2 separate regions of the Homo sapiens genome follow, and region 2 is linked to region 1. A link is a loop called in an ENCODE intact Hi-C map of the cell type or tissue named here. Cell type or tissue: endothelial cell of umbilical vein. All regions are shown on one strand. Each heading gives the region's core, and the rest is flanking DNA. Links, peaks and the distances in the headings are about the cores only.

What was found. Hi-C counts contacts between places; a loop is a spot of excess contacts. Peaks named below come from ENCODE experiments on the same cell type or tissue, not always from the same donor. Only the 100,000 strongest peaks of a DNase experiment are listed, where the experiment ranks them.
Region 2: a loop joins it to region 1, with 9 times the contacts of the local background. A loop is called at or near these places in 3 of 110 quality-filtered maps.

Annotation. Positions count from the first base shown.
Region 1 is chr3:192,953,491-192,962,395 of GRCh38, reverse strand. No RefSeq gene overlaps it. Among named protein-coding and RNA genes, the nearest start is that of MB21D2, 40 kb to the right of the region's middle. In endothelial cell of umbilical vein, for the core only: no CTCF peak of the experiment used is centred there; a DNase peak (open chromatin) is centred at 4,525; H3K27ac peaks cover 1,933 bases.
Region 2 is chr3:192,879,656-192,888,560 of GRCh38, reverse strand. All of the region lies in intron 1 of MB21D2 (Mab-21 domain containing 2), which reads left to right. Among named protein-coding and RNA genes, the nearest start is that of MB21D2, 34 kb to the left of the region's middle. In endothelial cell of umbilical vein, for the core only: no CTCF peak of the experiment used is centred there; DNase peaks (open chromatin) are centred at 1,320 and 3,520; H3K27ac peaks cover 4,493 bases.

The DNA.
Region 1 (8,905 bases), core at 302-8,301:
TCTAGAAGAAATGGATAAATTTCTGGACACATACACTCTCCCAAGACTAAACCAGGAAGAAGTTGTATCTCTGAATAGACCAATAACATGATCTGAAATTGTGGCAATAATCAATAGCTTACCAACCAAAAAGAGTCCAGGACCAGATGGATTCACAGCCAAATTCTACCAGAGGTACAAGGAGGAACTGGTACCATTCCTTCTGAAACTATTCCAATCAATAGAAAAAGAGGGAATCCTCCCTAACTCATTTTATGAGGCCAGCATCATCCTGATACCAAAGCCGGGCAGAGACACAACCAAAAAAGAGAATTTTAGACCAATATCCTTGATGAACATTGATGCAAAAATCCTCAATAAAATACTGGCAAACCGAATCCAGCAGCATATCAAAAAGCTTATCCACCATGATCAAGTGGGCTTCATCCCTGGGATGCAAGGCTGGTTCAATATACGCAAATCAATAAATGTAATCCAGCACATAAACAGAACCAAAGACAAAAACCACATGATTATCTCAACAGATGCAGAAAAGGCCTCTGACAAAATTCAACAACCCTTCATGCTAAAAACTCTCAATAAATTAGGTATTGATGGGACGTATTTCAAAATAATAAGAGCTATCTATGACAAACCCACAGCCAATATCATACTGAATGGGCAAAAACTGGAAGCATTCCCTTTGAAAACTGGCACAAGACAGGGATGCCCTCTCTCACCACTCCTATTCAACATAGTGTTGGAAGTCCTGGCCAGGGCAATTAGGCAGGAGAAGGAAATAAAGGGTATTCAATTAGGAAAAGAGGAAGTCAAATTGTCCCTGTTTGCAGACGACATGATTTTATATCTAGAAAACCCCATCATCTCAGCCCAAAATCTCCTTAAGCTGATAAGCAACTTCAGCAAAGTCTCAGGATACAAAATCAATGTACAAAAATAAAGACTTAAACATTAGACCTAAAACCATAAAAACCCTAGAAGAAAACCTAGGCATTACCATTCAGGACATAGGCATGGGCAAGGACTTCATGTCTAAAACACCAAAAGCAATGGCAACAAAAGACAAAATTGAAAAATGGGATCTAATTAAACTAAAGAGCTTCTGCACAGCAAAAGAAACTACCATCAGAGTGAACAGGCAGCCTACAAAATGGGAGAAAATTTTCGCAACCTACTCGTCTGACAAAGGGCTAATATCCAGAATCTACAATGAACTCAAACAAATTTACAAGAAAAAAACAAACAACCCCATCAAAAAGTGGGCGAAGGACATGAACAGACACTTCTCAAAAGAAGACATTTATGCAGCCAAAAAACACATGAAAAAAATGCTCATCATCACTGGCCATCAGAGAAATGCAAATCAAAACCACAATGAGATACAATCTCACACCAGTTAGAATGGCAATCATGAAAATGTCAGGAAACAACAGGTGCTGGAGAGGATGTGGAGAAATAGGAACACTTTTACACTGTTGGTGGGACTGTAAACTAGTTCAACCATTGTGGAAGTCAGTGTGGCGATTCCTCAGGGATCTAGAACTAGAAATACCATTTGACCCAGCCATCCCATTACTGGGTATATACCCAAAGGACTATAAATCATGCTGCTATAAAGACACATGCACACGTATGTTTATTGCGGCATTATTCACAATAGCAAAGACTTGGAACCAACCCAAATGTCCAACAATGATGGACTGGATTAAGAAAATGTGGCACATATACACCATGGAATACTATGCAGCCATAAAAAATGATGAGTTCATGTCCTTTGTAGGGACATGGATGAAATTGGAAATCATCATTCTCAGTAAACTATCGCCAAGAACAAAAAACCAAACACTGCATATTCTCACTCATACGTGGGAATTGAACAATGAGAACACATGGACACAGGAAGGGGAACATCACACTCTGGGGACTGTTGTGGGGTGAGGGGAGGGGGGAGGGATAGCACTGGGAGATATACCTAATGCTAGATGACGAGTTAGTGGGTGCAGTGCACCAGCATGGTGCATGTATACATATGTAACTAACCTGCACATTGTGCACATGTACCCTAAAACTTAAAGTATAATAATAATAAATAAATAAATAAAAGAAAAAAATCTCCTTTCATCTTAGTAAATTCTATATAAAGTATTTAAGAATAAACTTGCATCCTCATGAGATACTGAGATATGCTGAGATCCTATCTTATCATTTTGACATTAATTACTAGAAAACTATGAATAAGAAAAATCTGTAACAACAGATGGTTATATGGTTAGACTCTGTGTCCCCACTCAAATCTCACCTTGAACTGTAATAATCCCCACATGTCAAGGGTGGGGCCAGGTGGAGATAATTGATTCATGGGGGCAGTTTCCCCCATACTGTTCTCGTGATGGTGAGTAAGTCTCATGAGATCTGATGGTTTATAAATGGGAGTTCCCCTGCACAAACTCTCTTTCCTGCCACCATGTAAGACATGTTTTTCTTCTCCTTTGCCTTCTAATCACGACTGTGAAGCCTCCCCAGCCATGTGGAACTGTGCGTCCATTAAATCTCTTTCCTTTATAAATTACCCAGTCTCAGGTATGTTTTTATTAGTAGCATAGGAATAGACTAATACAGATGGAGTAGGGCCAGGTTAGGGTAGCAGAAGTCTATGTAAACACAATGAGAGACTTGATGTAACAGAGGAATTTTAGGTGTCCTGGAAGTGTGTTTAAAAGATATCAAAGTCAAAGACTGTACTTTCAGGAGCAGTTCTGCAATGATTGGGCACCTGAGCAGGGTAACTGACAAATCAGCTATTACTGTAGGTACCAGCTAGTTCTCAGCTACAACTGGACTGGTGCTTGATCAGACAAAATGATGCCCACTGATTTGAGCTCAAAAGGATGACACTTACTGAAGATTGATATTCTACCTCAAATCCTTACTTAATGTCAGCAGGGACACAATTCATTTAACCTCGTAAGCGTTGGTAATTTATTATAACATTATTCAAAGCATTTTGCAGGACATTCTTGCCTCCTCCATTTATTTTTGACCCTAGACTGACAGAATCATTTTCTCTATCTTTCTTCCCACGCTCATTCTCCCCTTTCTCTTTCTCTTCCCTCTCGTTCTGAACAGACGGTTTTGATGTCAAGAGCTGGAGAAAGATGTGTACTGGTTGTTACCCGCTACTCAAAAATCAGACCTGAACAGGTAGTCAGGACATATCTTGAGCAATATGGAACCAAATTTTTTTCCCACTAAGTTTAAGCTAATTTTTCCTATGAGTGACAAAGAGGGACATTGATAAAGAAAACCCAAAAGTTACCACCAGAATCCATCTTGAGATCGCATTTTGATGCATTCTTTCCCAAATGTTGAAATGGGTGAATTTTAGAGTTTGACTCCTAGTAACATCTGTGAGAAATATAAATGAGATGTGAAATGAAAATAGTGAAAGGTGAGAGAGAAAAAATTAGGCCTTGAACTAAACAAAAACAGATTAATCAACTTCTAAAAGACGCAGAATGAACACATTTGAGCTACTACCTTGAGCCAGGCAGTGAGATAGGCACCTAATATAGATGAGACAGAGGATACCAAAAAGAATAAAGACTAATAAGTTGTGGCCACTCCCTTCCAAGATAGAACTTGAGCTGGGACTTGAAATATATGGTTTTGACAGTTAGCAAAGTGCAGTGTGGTCAGTCACACCAAAGCAGTAATATGCATATTACACCTGATGTCATAGACTCAAAAATGTAACTTTGACTCTTGATCATTTAGAGGCTGATTACCTAGACAGGTTTATAGTTTTTAGTCATCTTTGAATGTAAGCTTTTCTTTCTCTGTGACAGATTTTCATCATTCCAGGTTTGTACATATTTTGGAAATTTTGTGTAATCTTGAGTACTTTGCTTATTACAGCTAAAACTGGTTCTCCCAGCCAAAGTAATTTCCTCCCTCCTCTGTGCTTCCACAGAACTCTGTTCACACCTTTATAGAGCATAGATTACACTGTATATTAATTATCTGTTCTTTTCTGGCTCCTTCACTAGAATAAGCACTCCTTGCAGAAAGTGATTATATTTTCTTAAGACAGGAAAACATAGTGGTCAGGCTTTGGACTCTCCACTCATTCTTCCCAAGTTCAAATCCCTGCTCCACTATTTCCTATCTTGCTGTAGAACCTTGGCAAGTTATTTGTTAACCTCTCTCTGTTTCAGTTTCTTCCTTTGAATGATAATGAACCTACTTCATGAGGATGTATTGTGAATATTAGATAAATGCGGTACTTTCTACAGTGCTTAGCACATGTGAGGGATCAATAAATGCAGGCTGTTACCCTATAGCCCACAGTTCCTAGCATATGGTAAGTATTTAATACAAGTTCATAGAAATATTAAGTTAACAAATCATTTTACAAGAGCTGCCTACGTTGGGGAATAGTTTTAGTCTACTTTTCCTGCCAAAATTTCCTTTAGATAAAGAAAGAAATCCCCTTTCAGACATTCCGTGATGCTGGAGTGAGTCACTCATTTCCCTTTGGTTTGAGGGGGAAATGACGGTAACTGTTTCTTCCTCATCTTGCCCAGGAACTGCTGGACTCAGCTGAGAACTGAAGACAGGGAGTGACAGTTGAGGTGCAGCTGAAAGGGTCCCTGCCCTTGCAGTTCTCTGCGGGCTGTGAGCACATTGTACATGCTGGTGCTTTACTAAACACTTCACATGTATTAACTCATTTAACTCATACAACAAATCCTTGAGGTTGGTGTTACGAGTTTCATTTCACAATTGAGGAGATTGCAACACAGAGAGTTGACGTAACTGGCTCCAGATCACACAGCTACTAAATGGCAGGGCTGGGATAAGAACAGAGCTGTTACCAGAGTCTGTGCTTGTGGACAGCACCCAAGACTGCCTCCCTGATTACCTTCCTGTCACTGTCTCCCTGTTGTGTGGAAATCCTGTCATGGCAGGTTTTCTTATCTTCCTCTCCAACCAAACTGTGGGACTCTTGATGGTATGGCCCATAACCCCCCTGATTCCCCAGCTCCTGTCTTGGTGCCTCGCACACAGTTAATATACATTGAGGAAATGGATGAATAATTGCACACATTGAAAGCAGAGCTCTAGGCAGAAGATATTTTGTTGGATTTATGTGAAGAGATGGAAAGCAGAGAAATCACGTCTGCATCGGTTTCCTCTAACTGGTTGAGCTCCCAGTAGAAGATGCCTCACCTCTTTTAGATCCAATGGCTCTCAGATGATGAAACTGGAGTCTTCCTCTCCATAACCTTCATCAAAACATTTCAAACAAATCACCAAATAGGAATCATTTAGCTTGCCTTTTCCCACATTAGTTTCAGACTTCCATAAGGGCGTTCACTTCAGGCTCTAAACAGCCCCTTCGCCCATTTATTCCCTCCTGGCATGGTTTAATTTCCCCAAACTTTACCTGCCGTGCTAACTGAGGCTGCATACATCTGCAGAACTCTCCCCAAAGAAACAGTCCTCCACGGATGGAGATATATCACATCTAAGTATTGAGCTTGTGAACGTCTACCAAAAGAAGCTTTCCATACACAGGCCTTCATTTACCCCAGGGATTGAGGTGCTTTTCCTGCCTTGGGTGGCTTCTCTCCACACATCTGAGGGCAGAATTGGACTCTTTACTGAGCTACACTGTTGCCTAAAGATATCATTAAGAATTGAATAAGGGACCAGGCACAGCAGCACATGCCTGTAACCCCAGCAATTTGGGAGGCCGATGCAGGTGGATCACTTGAGCCCAGGAGTTTGAGACCAGCCTGGAAAATATGGCAAAATCCTGTAACTACAAAAAATACAAAAAAATTAGCCAGGTGTGGTGGTGCACCCCTGTTGTCCAAGCTATTCCGGAGGCTGCGATGGGAGAATCACTTAAGCCCAGGAGGCGGAGGTTATAGTGAGCCAAGATTGCATCACTGCACACCAGCCTGGGTGACAGAGTGAGACCCTATCTCAAAAAAAAAAAAAAGAAAAAAGAAAAAAAATTTGTAAAAGGATTAAAGATTGAGTCCAGGATATTTTCCTGAAGAATAAAGTGCAGTTTGTAGCCAGGAATTGGAGTGCTTACAATGGGTTTTCTGTGGGCTCAAATTACATTTTCTCAACAATCTCTGTCACTTCATCTGAGAAATCATCTGAACCATCCCTGCTCAGGTTAAGGTTTTCTTTCTTTCCGAATTCCTATGACCACACAACTGTGACACAGAATTCCCTCCAAACAACATACACATACACACTTACACAAACAGATACACATACATGCACACACACATAGACATGCACACTTACACACAGACACACACACACAGACTGTAATCTGTTCCAAAAGCAGCTAGATCTTAGGGCTCACTCAAGTAATTTTCATACACTTGAACATAAAGCAAAGAAATCGCACAATTTAGTAGTGTGTGCATTCTTTGGGTCACTATATAAGCCATTTCTATCATCTGCTCATCACTCTTCACTAGAGTGAGAACCCCTTCATAAAGTTGAGTTGTTTTAATGCAACATTAAGAAAGTATGTCAGTGTTACTTAATTTATGAAAAAAAGAAAATAGCAATTCACTTCTCTGTTTAAAAAAATTGCCCTGCTCCTCTATGGCTTACTGACAGTAAAAAAATGAAAACGACCTGACCCATTCCTTTCTCCTGGTATCATCAACCTTCTTTTGTTCATCAAATATTTATTGACCCTCAATGTGCAGAGCGCAGATACTGTAATACTTCTTACCTATTATTCTGAATAGCCAACTTGGAGATAGAAGTAAAAGTGAATTCATATTAATAATGAATTAAAACTAATATTCAAGGGAGAGGTTGTACCCTAACAGGAAAATTTAGAAAAACTCATGGGATTATCTATACCAGTAGTTTTCTAAAAATTTCTTTAGCTTCAAAAACTCTTCGCATAAAATTTTAATTGGGAGCTCACTACATCAAATGAAGGTCATATTCTAATTGAGGTGGCTGAACTTGCCAGAGGAGTCAAGATCGGTCAGCATCTTCAGACCACATCATGGAGTGCAGTCGGGTCTAATCCTCTTATCCGTACCCATGAGAAGTTGTGCTCACCTGCTGAATTGCAGGTTCCCTTATTGTAATAGGCTGTCTTTAATGCCATGAATAGTCTATAGACTTTAAACCCTGGAATCCTGACTCCTTGTCCTTGGCCCCATTTGCCAACAAAATGTCTAATTAGGACAACCACTATTCTTCTCAGAATTTAGAGTTTGTGGGTCTGGGCATGGTGGCTCATGCCTATAATCCCAACACTTTGGGGGGCCAAGGCCAGCAGATCACTTGAGCTCAAGAGTTTGAGACCAGCCTAGGCAACATGGTGAAACCCCATCTCTACAAAAGATACAAGAATTAGCTGGGCATGGTGGCATGTGCCTATAGTCCCAGCTACTTGGGAGGCCCAGGCAGGAGGATCACTTGAGCCCAGGAGGCAGAGGTTGCAGTGAGCTGTGATTGCACCACTGCACTCCAGCCTGGATGACAGAGTGAGAGCCTGCCTAAAAAAAAAAAAACAAACAAAACAAACAAACAAAAATTAGAGCATGTGTCTGTGAATCAAGATATCTTCTTGAACCCAGTAGAAAATGTCTATCGTGAAGCATTTTAATGGGACTGGATGACAAAAATAAACAGTTCAATATATGCAACTGAGATAGCTGGCTAGCCATATGCAGAAAAATGAAAATGGACCCCTACCTTTCACTATACATGAAAAATAACTCAAGATGGATTAAAGACTTAAATGTAAGACCTCAAACTATAAGGATACTAGAAGGAAACCCAGGAAACACCATTTTGGACATTGATCTTGGGAAATAATTTGTGACTAAGTCCTCAAAAGCAATGGCAACAAAAGCAAAAATTGACAAATGGAAACTTATGAAACTAAGGAGCTTCTGCACAGCAAAAGAAACTATCACTGGAGTAAACAGACAACTTACAGAGTGGGAGAAAATATTTGCAAACTATGCATCTGACAAAGGTCTAATGTCCAGAATCTATAAGAATATTAAACAATTCAACAAGCAAAAACCAGTAACCCCGTTAAAAAATGGGCAAAGACATGAAAAGACACTTATCAAAAGAAGACATACAAGTGGCCCACAAAACATATGGGAAAATGTTCAATGTCACTAATCATCAGAAAAACGCAAATCAAAACCGCAATGAAATACCATCTCACACCAGTCAAAGTGGCTATTACTAAAAAATAAAAAAGCAACAGACGCTGGCAAGCCTGCAGGGAAAAGGGAATGCTTACACATTGTTGGCGGGAATGTAAATTAGTTCAACCACTATGGAAAACAGATGGGAGATTCTCAAAAAACTTAAAAGCAGAACTACCATTTGACCCAGCAATCTTTTTACTGGTTATATATCCATCAGAAATCATTCTACCCAAAAGACACATGGACTCATATGGGCATCACAGCACTCTTCACAACAGCAAAGATGTGGAATCAACCTACATGCCAATCAACAGTGGACTGGATAAATAAAATGTGGTACATATACACCATGGAATACTATGCAATCATAAAAAAAGAATGAAATCATGTTCTTTGCATCAATGTGGATGCAGCTGGCCACCAATATCCTAACAGAATTAGTGCAGGAACCAAAACCCAAATACCTCGTGTTCCTACCTAGAAGTGGGAGCTAAACATTGAATACTCATGGACACAAAGAAGGCAATAATAGACGCTGGAGACCACTATAGAAGGGAGGGAGAGGAGGGAGCAACGGTTGAATAACTATTGAGTACTATGCTCATTAACTGGGTGATGGGATCAGTCATACCCCAAACCTCAGCATCACGCAATATATCCATGTAACAAACCTGCACATG
Region 2 (8,905 bases), core at 501-8,500, 74 kb after region 1:
CTTTGGTTAAGTCAACCTGACAACCATAAAACATTAGAGGAAATAACTGTATTTTGTGGATAAGATTTTCTATGGGTAGAAATTCTTCTTTTGATTCTTCAGAGATGTTGATGGTTGCTTAGGAGCGCGCGTGCTTTAATGAATGTTATTTCTTTAATGGAATTTACTAGAGCTTCCAAGATATACTGCGTTTAACCTTCTTATAGTTTGTTAATGATTCCCAGCTCTTGCCTGGGCCTCTGCACTTTGGCTTCTGGATGTGTTTCTTTGGCTTAGTCATTACTTAATAGATTGAGGAGGAGAATCTTTCAGGGCATTAGATTTTCATGGCTATTTAAGGAGTTCAGATTTAAGTGTAAGGCTGGAATAAAGCTGATTGCTAGGAGGTTTTTGTATGATGCTCTCCATTTTAGAGGTTCTCACTAAGTGGATAGTGATGCCTGGTGCTGGGGTGCAAAGGAGCCGGGAGACTTTTTCCCAGAACGGAGGAGCAGTGTTGGTGCCCTTCTAGTCCCCAGATATGCAATTTAAATAAAGCCTTGCTAGATTCTCCCCTTGCAAATGCTTGCAGCCTACGCGTCCCCTGTTGCCTTGTTCCTCAGTATGGGACCCGTGAACCAGCACCAGCACCTGGGAGCTTGTTTGAAGTGCAGCATTTCAGGCCCCACCCAAGCCTTACTGAAGAGAAACTGCATCTCCACAAGGTCCCAGGGTGACTCAGATGCACATTCAAGTTTGAGAAGCAGTGTCCCTTCTAGAACTGCAAAAGGTAAAGCAGATCTTAGGGCTGCTAGCGTTCAAAAAATAGGATGCTTTTTATTTTTACGTAAGAGCAAAGCAACCTGTTAGTAAAGGGAAAAAATATTTTTTGTTGGGCTAAGCCATTATTTAAAACTTTATTTTGGAACTTCAAACATATAAAAATAGAGACTGGTATAATGAACCCCCATATACCTTTGTTTTTTCTGTAACCTCTACCCCACCGTGGATTATTTTAGATCAAACCTAGACGTATAATTTATCCCTAAATATATCTTTTTCCTTTTTTTGAATATTGTGGTAAAATACACATAGCATAAAATTACGATCTTCACAGTTTCTAAGTGTACAGTTTAGTAGTGTTAAGTACGTTCACATTTTTGTGCAATCAATTTCAAGAACTCTTTTCATCTTGTAAAACTGAAACTGTATAAATATTAAGCAACGTCTTTTTTCCTTTTGAACATACCATTTTCACTCTTCAAGAAAAGTTAACAATAGTTGGGTGTGGTGGCGTGTTCCTGCAGTCCTGGAGGCTGAGGTAAGAGGGTTGCTTGAATCCAGCAGTTTGAGGCTGCAGTGAGCTACGATGACATCACTGCACTTCACCCTGGGAAACAGAACGAGACTTTGTCTCTTAAAAAGTAAAGTTCATTGATATCGTCAAATGTCTGGTTAGTGTTCACATTTCCCAGAGTGGACAAAGAAACCGAAGAATTTGGTTCAGCGTCTTCTCGAAATGAATTGGTAGCCCTGTTTGTATAGTGAAGAATCTAGGGACAGTGGCGAAAGTGGGGATTTTTTTTTTTTCCTTTCCTTAACTTACAGCTTGACAGGATTTTAAATGAAGACTTTGTAATTTCCAGTCTTCTAATTTCAGAAAACAGAGTTTTACAGTAGAAGAACATGGACTTATGGATGAGAATGGAATCTGAATTAGTCATTGCTTCTTAGAATCAGGCAAGATATTTACTCTTTCGTTATTTTAGGTAAAAAGGTACTGTGAAAATTGAATTAAATTGGAATTAATGAACTAGAGTTATATTTCCAGCAAAGGTAAAATTCAAAAACGTAAGGGTTAGAAAAGCAAGTTGTAGAATGACTAGTACATGACACCATTTATTGAATGTTAAACAATAGTATAAATTGCTTATGAATCACACATATGGTAGAAGTATGAAATGTGCTTTAGAGTGACACACTCGTATTTCAGGATAGTAGTCATCTCTCTAAATGACAGCAGAGTGGAATGGAATAACTGTATCTGTAGCTTTCTTTTTTAAATTATTATTCAAAAGCCCGAAGGAAATGTAGCAAAGTGTCAAGATTTGCTAAAGGTGGCTGATGGATAAATGAGTACTCGTGGTATTAATTCTGTTGTGTGTTTGGAAATACTACAAGGGAAATACCTTAAGAAAACTAGTCAACGTACGTGAAAATATTTTGTAAACTCAAGTACTCAAGAATGTTAGCAAGTATGATTTTTATTTATACTCCCATCTCATCACAAAACAATGGAGACTTTGTCAAAAATTATAAAAATAGACCAGGTGCGGTGACTCACGCCTGTAATCCCAGCACTTTGGGAGGCCAAGGCGAGTGGATCACGAGGTCAGGAGTTCAAGACCAGCCTGACCGAGATGGTGAAACCCTGTCTCTACTAAAAATACAAAAATTAGCCGGGCATGGAGGTGGGCGCCTGTAATCCCAGCTACTTGGGAGGCTGAGGCAGAGAATTGCTTGAACCCGGGAGGCGGAGGTTGCAGTCAGCCGAGATCGCGCCACTGTACTGCAGCCTGGGCGACAGAGTGAGACTTCATCTCCAAAGAAAAAAAAATTATAAAAATAATTGAACTAGTGGGGTTTAAAGACGTAAGGAAAATAATTAAAAAGAGCCATTTGTGATGTGTGTGGGATTGTCCAAAATTTGAATACGCTTTCTGTTCATCACTTTAGACTCAGGTGAAGTTCCAAAGAGTTAATAATGGTGGGCCATGGTCATTTTTGTTTTTATTGGAATTTATAGTTCTCCTGCTTCCAAGGAAGATTTGAGGTGGCAGAGTCCCAGCTTGCTGTGGCCTTGTGGCCCTGAAAGTATCTTCTACTCAGAGAGCCTGCACATTGCCCTGTCATTTGTGCCTGTCCCTCTCTAGGCAGCACTACTTCAGAGCCATCTGAGACGAATGGTGGTTTTAAAGATGATTGAGAAGGAGCTTCTTGGAGCTTCTTAGAGGACTGTTGTGTGTTTAATTACCTTTTCCCGTAGGCTGTAGGAAAACTCCCCACTTCGGAGTTTTCCTGCTGTGCATGTGGAGGCAACTGATCAGTTCTCATTATAATAATCCTTGCCTAGAGGGTGTGATAAAGGTCACAAATTTGATATTTATTCATGAGTAGAGGACTGAAACCCATCACTGTAGATGTACTTTCTGGCAATGGAGAAGATTTGGGATTTTAAATCAAAGAGCATGTCGTGGGAGTGGAGAGCAGAAATATTGTTAATTAAGCCACGTTGACAGAAATGATAGAATTTATCTTGCCAAGAGTTTAAATAATGTGCAATTTATGCAGGTTGTCTATATCAAGATCTCTTAGTTGTGGATGTTTTATTGTTAGTAATTAAATTGGGCTTACAATGTAGTCACATCCGGTATCTGAAGATAGCTTGAAGTCTGTCTTTAGTCTAACCCTTGCTATTATGATTTCATTTCCCTCACAGAACCAATTTTTGTCCTCTTAGTCATATTTATTGCTCTTACCTCAATTCTCAAATATCTCTAATCTTCCAGAAACATATATAATTATCTTTTAAGGGTCTGAATTGTGCCAGATGTAGCAGAAGAATTGCTTCCTGGCTCTTGCATGACACTAAATCTTTTTGTATCAGATTTTACCTCTGTAGAATAGGAATGACACTCTGTCCTTTCCTGAGTGATTCATGGATTTGTCCACGTATTCAGATATTTATTGGGCTCCTCTTATGTGTAGGGTGCTGTGGTGGGTGTCATGAGGAAGGCAGGCGTGGAAAGGGGACAGTTGTACACATGTGTGCATGTGAATAGAGAAAAAGAGGCTCCATTCAGCCTCAGATTTTCTGTTTGACTTTGATCAGGATGGAACAAGACATGCACCTCTGGCCGGGTGCGATGGCTCACGCCTGTAATGCCAGCACTTTGGGAGGCCAAGGCGGGCAGATCACGAGGTCAGGAGATCAAGACCATCCTGGCTAACACGGTGAAACCCCGTCTCTACTAAAAAATACAAAAAATTAGCCGGGCGTGGTGGCGGGCGCCTGTAGTCCCAGCTACTCGGGAGGCTGAGGCAGGAGAATGGAGTGAACCCGGGAGGCGGAGCTTGCAGTGAGCCTAGATCGCGCCACTGCACTCCAGCCTGGGTGACAGAGCAAGACTCCGTCTCAACAACAACAACAAAAAAGACATGCACCTCCACCTACCTGAGTCTCCAACACTATTGAAGTTCACTTCAATTTCAGTTGCCATATAGTTAAAAGGGAGAGAGGATTAGTGCAGAATTAAAGAATGATTTACAATGTTTGAATGGTGGAGAAGTTAAGGAATGATAGGTTTAGAATGTAAACAATAGTAATGAAGGAAATGCAGGAAAATGCAGTTTTACATCACCACGTCAACACTGGACCCTAACTTTGAAAGGTAGGGGAATGTCCCATCTGATATACGCCCATGCCAAGGGCTTCGGACATGGCTTTTCATGTGTGTGAATCTAACTGGTTTTGACTCATGTTCACCTACTTTGCTGTGACAAGGAGCCTCAGATGCTGAGAGTCAACCATAGAAACAGATCAAGCTTGAGAGGGTTGTGAGATTTGATCTAGATTTGATGGTTGCCTTCAGGCAGCAACACCACTATTAATAGAACTTATTTTTTTATTTTAAATTGACTAAAAGACTCCCCTGTTTCTGGCAGTGAGATGTCTCTAAAGGGGAATCAAGGAAGCCAGAATGAAGGTGATTTAAGCCTCAGATCAGGGAACTATTTAATAGTTATGTATCTTTGGAGCTAGAAACTAGCTTTCAGAGGGAGGTGACTCTCCTAGTATTACAGAGGCATTCCTGGGACTGGAATGCTGATCTTTTGGTCTACTGATCCCACCGAACTCTGTTGTCACAGAGATACAACTACAACTACTGGATCATGTTTCCAGATACCTTCTAATGGATCGTTTCCTTTTCCCCATTCTTTCAGATAATTGTCAAGGATTTATATTCCTGGCAATAAACAGAAAACCTAGTTATAAACTAAGCTAAAAGCCATGTTTAAAATTCCCTACGCTTCAGCCACTGTCAATAGCTGTCTTCCACACTACCATTTTTAACCTAAAATATAAATGTTTATGTATATGTTTTACTCTCATGCTATGCTACAAACTAGATCTTCTTTTCTTATGTTTTTCTTGTCAATAGATAATTTTTAAAAAGTTTTAAACATGACTCATACAAATATAAAATGAGTACATGGCAAAGATGTATTTAACTCGTTAATGAGGGAACCAGTAGGAAGCTAAAGTGGTTCAAAGAGCATTTGAGGAGCTGTGTAGTTAATAGGCCCTGAAGAATACCGGCACAAGATTGCTAGGTTAGATATGAAACTGGTCAGGCTGGGCACGGTGGCTTACACCTGTCGTCCCAGCACTTTGGGAGGCCGAGACGGGTGGATTACCTGAGATCAGGAGTTTGAGACCAGCCTGGCCTACATGGTGAAACCCCATCTCTACTAAAAATACAAAAATTAGCCGGGCGTGGTGGCTCATGCCTGTAATCCCAGCACTTTGGGAGGCTGAGGTGGGTGGATTACCTGAGGTCAGGAGTTCGAGACCAGCCTGGCCAACATGGCAAAGCCCCATCTCTACTAAAAATGCAAATTAGCTGGGTGTGGTGGTGGGCACCTGTAGTCCCAGCTACTCGGGAGGCTGAGGCAGGAGAGTCACTTGAACCTAGGAGGTGAAGGTTGCAGTGAGCCAAGATCGTGCCATTGCACTCCATCCTGGGTGACAAAAGTGAAACTCCGTCTCAAAGAAAAAAAAAGGAAACTGGTTGATGTCCTGTAGGGCAGTAAACCAATCACATCTGGGGATCTTAGTTCTACCAGGCAGAGAAATTATATACATCTAAAATGGATAAAAATCTCAGTTAACATGTAACTTCATAAAGTCTGAACCATAACCAATGGTAAACAGTCAGTGAAACACAGGTACATCATCTCCTAGAGAATCAGATGACCCTTGGGTGCACCTATGAGACAGTACACCAGTATGGCATTGAAAGGACATGCTGCCTTCCTTTTGCCTTATTTCCAAGTGTTGCATAGTGTTTTGTCTTATCCTTAGTGTCACTGCCTTTAGCAAAGGAGCATATACGTTCATTCATTTGGCCATTTTGTTTAATAATGTGCGGGGCGCAGTGGCTCATGCCTGTAATCCCAGCACTTTGGGAGGCCAAGTCAGGCAGATCACCTGAGGTCGGGAGTTCGAGACCAGCCTAACCAACATGGAGAAACCCCATCTCTACGAAAAATACAAAATTAGCAGGAGAATCGCTTGAACCCAGGAGGTGGAGGTTGCAGTGAGCCAAGATTGTGCCATTGCACTCTAGCCTGGGCATCAAGAGTGAAACTCCGTCTAAAAAAAAAAATTACTAAATGTCAGTTTTGTGCCAAGTCTTAGGTTAGGCATTAGACATACATAACTGAATGAGACAGACGACCCTTGCCCTCAAGGAGTTCAGAGGCTATTCCGTCCTATAAAGGAAGTAGCCAGGCAAGAGTTCCCTTTAGGAAATGTTCTTTTGTGGGATAAGCAAGAGGAATCATCCTTTTTGGTTCACAGTTCCTTTGGATCCCAATGTTTATAAGACTGGGATAAAATGCAAATATCACAGAGAATGACAACCAGAGTTCAATACTTTTGGGGACAAGAACAGATAAACATTGATGCCGCTTCGTTTTGCTCATGTGGCATTTATAGCTCCCTAGTGATACAATTTCACAGGAATTTTGTGTTAGCCATCTGACCTGATGGGCCCTCTTTGGCCAGTGCCGCCAGGTTTCTCCAGAAGCCTTCCTTTCTTGGCCTCCACAGGTACCGAATAGCTTATTTCTCTTGGTTTGGCCAGTTTGTGACATAAGCTTCTGCAGCTTCTGAGACAAACACCTGCCAGCGAGGGTGCTCTTTCCCCAGAAGGGTTGTGGTAACTGGTAGACAGCTCAAACTTCGTAGCGGTCAGTACAGTTTTCTTACAGCAAAGCTATACGTTTAGGGTATTTTGTGTGTGTGTCAGTTAAATTTAGCTTCTCATTACCAAAAATAATGGGGAGGGAAGGTGGCTGACATTTGTTTTAGAACCATAAAACATCGAGCTGGAAGGAGCCACAGAGATCTTCTAGTTTCCCCTGCCCCAGAAACAGAGCTACAGAGCAACCAGTCAGTCATTAGCCTATGTCCTCCTGGTGATTCACTGTTGGGTCCAAGACTTTTGTCTAGTTTTGGGGTCCTTCCTCCATAATGGTGGTTCTCAGCTGGATTCATGGGTGGGATATAGAAGTCCTCCAGAGGGGATAAAGGATGCTTTTGTTTTAAGTTTATATCTTTGTTTCTGTTTACAAAGATAACTTGCTACCAAAAAATGCAATTAATACTGAAGGATATTAAGATGAAAGCAAAATCTTTCTGAAATCATAGCACCTAGAGATAATTACTGTGAACAATTTTTGGAACATCCAGATCATCTTCTATATAAATACATACATCTATATGTATTTATATATAGATGTGTATATAAATATATATGTTTGTGTGTACATTCTTTATAATTTTCAGTAAGTGGGAAGAGCAAAATTTTCTTGCAATTGATTTTTCTATAATCTGAAAAATGATTGTCATCTTAAGCACTAATGAAAATATTTCCTATTGGTTTATATTTTATTCATATTAGTAAATTCCCAGTAACATAACTTAAACTTTTAATCTTCTTAAACTTCACTGTAAATCTAAAGACAGGTTATGTCTTTGGAACAGGTGGATGTGCTAACTGCAGAGATGTGCCACCCTGGCTCCCTCTGGGGGAGGGCTTGCTGACAGTTACAGGTGGTGCACTCTGCAGACAGCCTCTTGCTAGCTGTCAGCTCCTTGAGAGTCCGTCCCCTCCGACAGCTGCTCGCCCTAGGCCGTGCTTTTCCTGGGGGACTCACATCTGGAGACATCTGGTGACAGGCAAGGTTGGAGTATGAAGGCTCACTGGACGCCAGACACCCCGTTGAGGCTTTGGTGGGTTGCTTTCTCTGCCTCATCCTGCTTCCTCCTCCTTCCTTTAAAAGGATAGTTCTTCTAATAAATATCTTGAACCCCAGACTTTGTCTCAGCATCTGCTTCTGAAGAATCCAACCTGAAACAGTGGATTTTATTTTATTTTATTTTTTTCTGAGATGGATTCTCACACTGTCACCCAGGCTGGAGTGCGGTGGTGCAATCTCGGCTCACTGCAACCTCCGTCTCCTGGGTTCAAGCGATTCTCCTGCCTCAGCCTCCGGAGTAGCTGGGATTACAGGTGCCCACCACCACGCCTGGCTAATTTTTTTTTGTATTTTTAGTAGAGACAGGGTTTCACTATGTTGGTCAGGGTGGTCTCAAACTCCTGATCTTGTGATCTGCCTGCATCGGTCTCCCAAAGTGCTGGGATTACAGACGTGAGCCACTGCGCCCGTCCTTATTGTTTGTTTCTGAAGTGGTTTAGTAGCCACTGGTGAGGCAAGAAATCCTGCCATTTCTCTTGCTGGAGTAGTCCTGGGAGCTGGTAGAATCCTGGGGAGCTGAGGATCTGCCAGTCCATTCCTCTTCTCAGAGTGAGCTCATCCTCTCCTTGTCTACTCCTTGTCAGAGGTTTGGCATTTGAGGAATTTGGCCTTGGGCAAGGTGCTGAAGCTGACTGCTTTGTGGTTTTAAGGGAAAGCTTAAAAGATTTTCTCGCTATGGGTATTCTCTGCAATAAAAATCCATTTTAATTGTTTATGACATTAATCAATGAAAGATTTATCTGCTTTGGGAGAAATTTCTCTAGAACAGTTGAAAGCTTCTGCCTAAAAGTTGATTAAGAGAGATTTTTCTTCTTTGGCC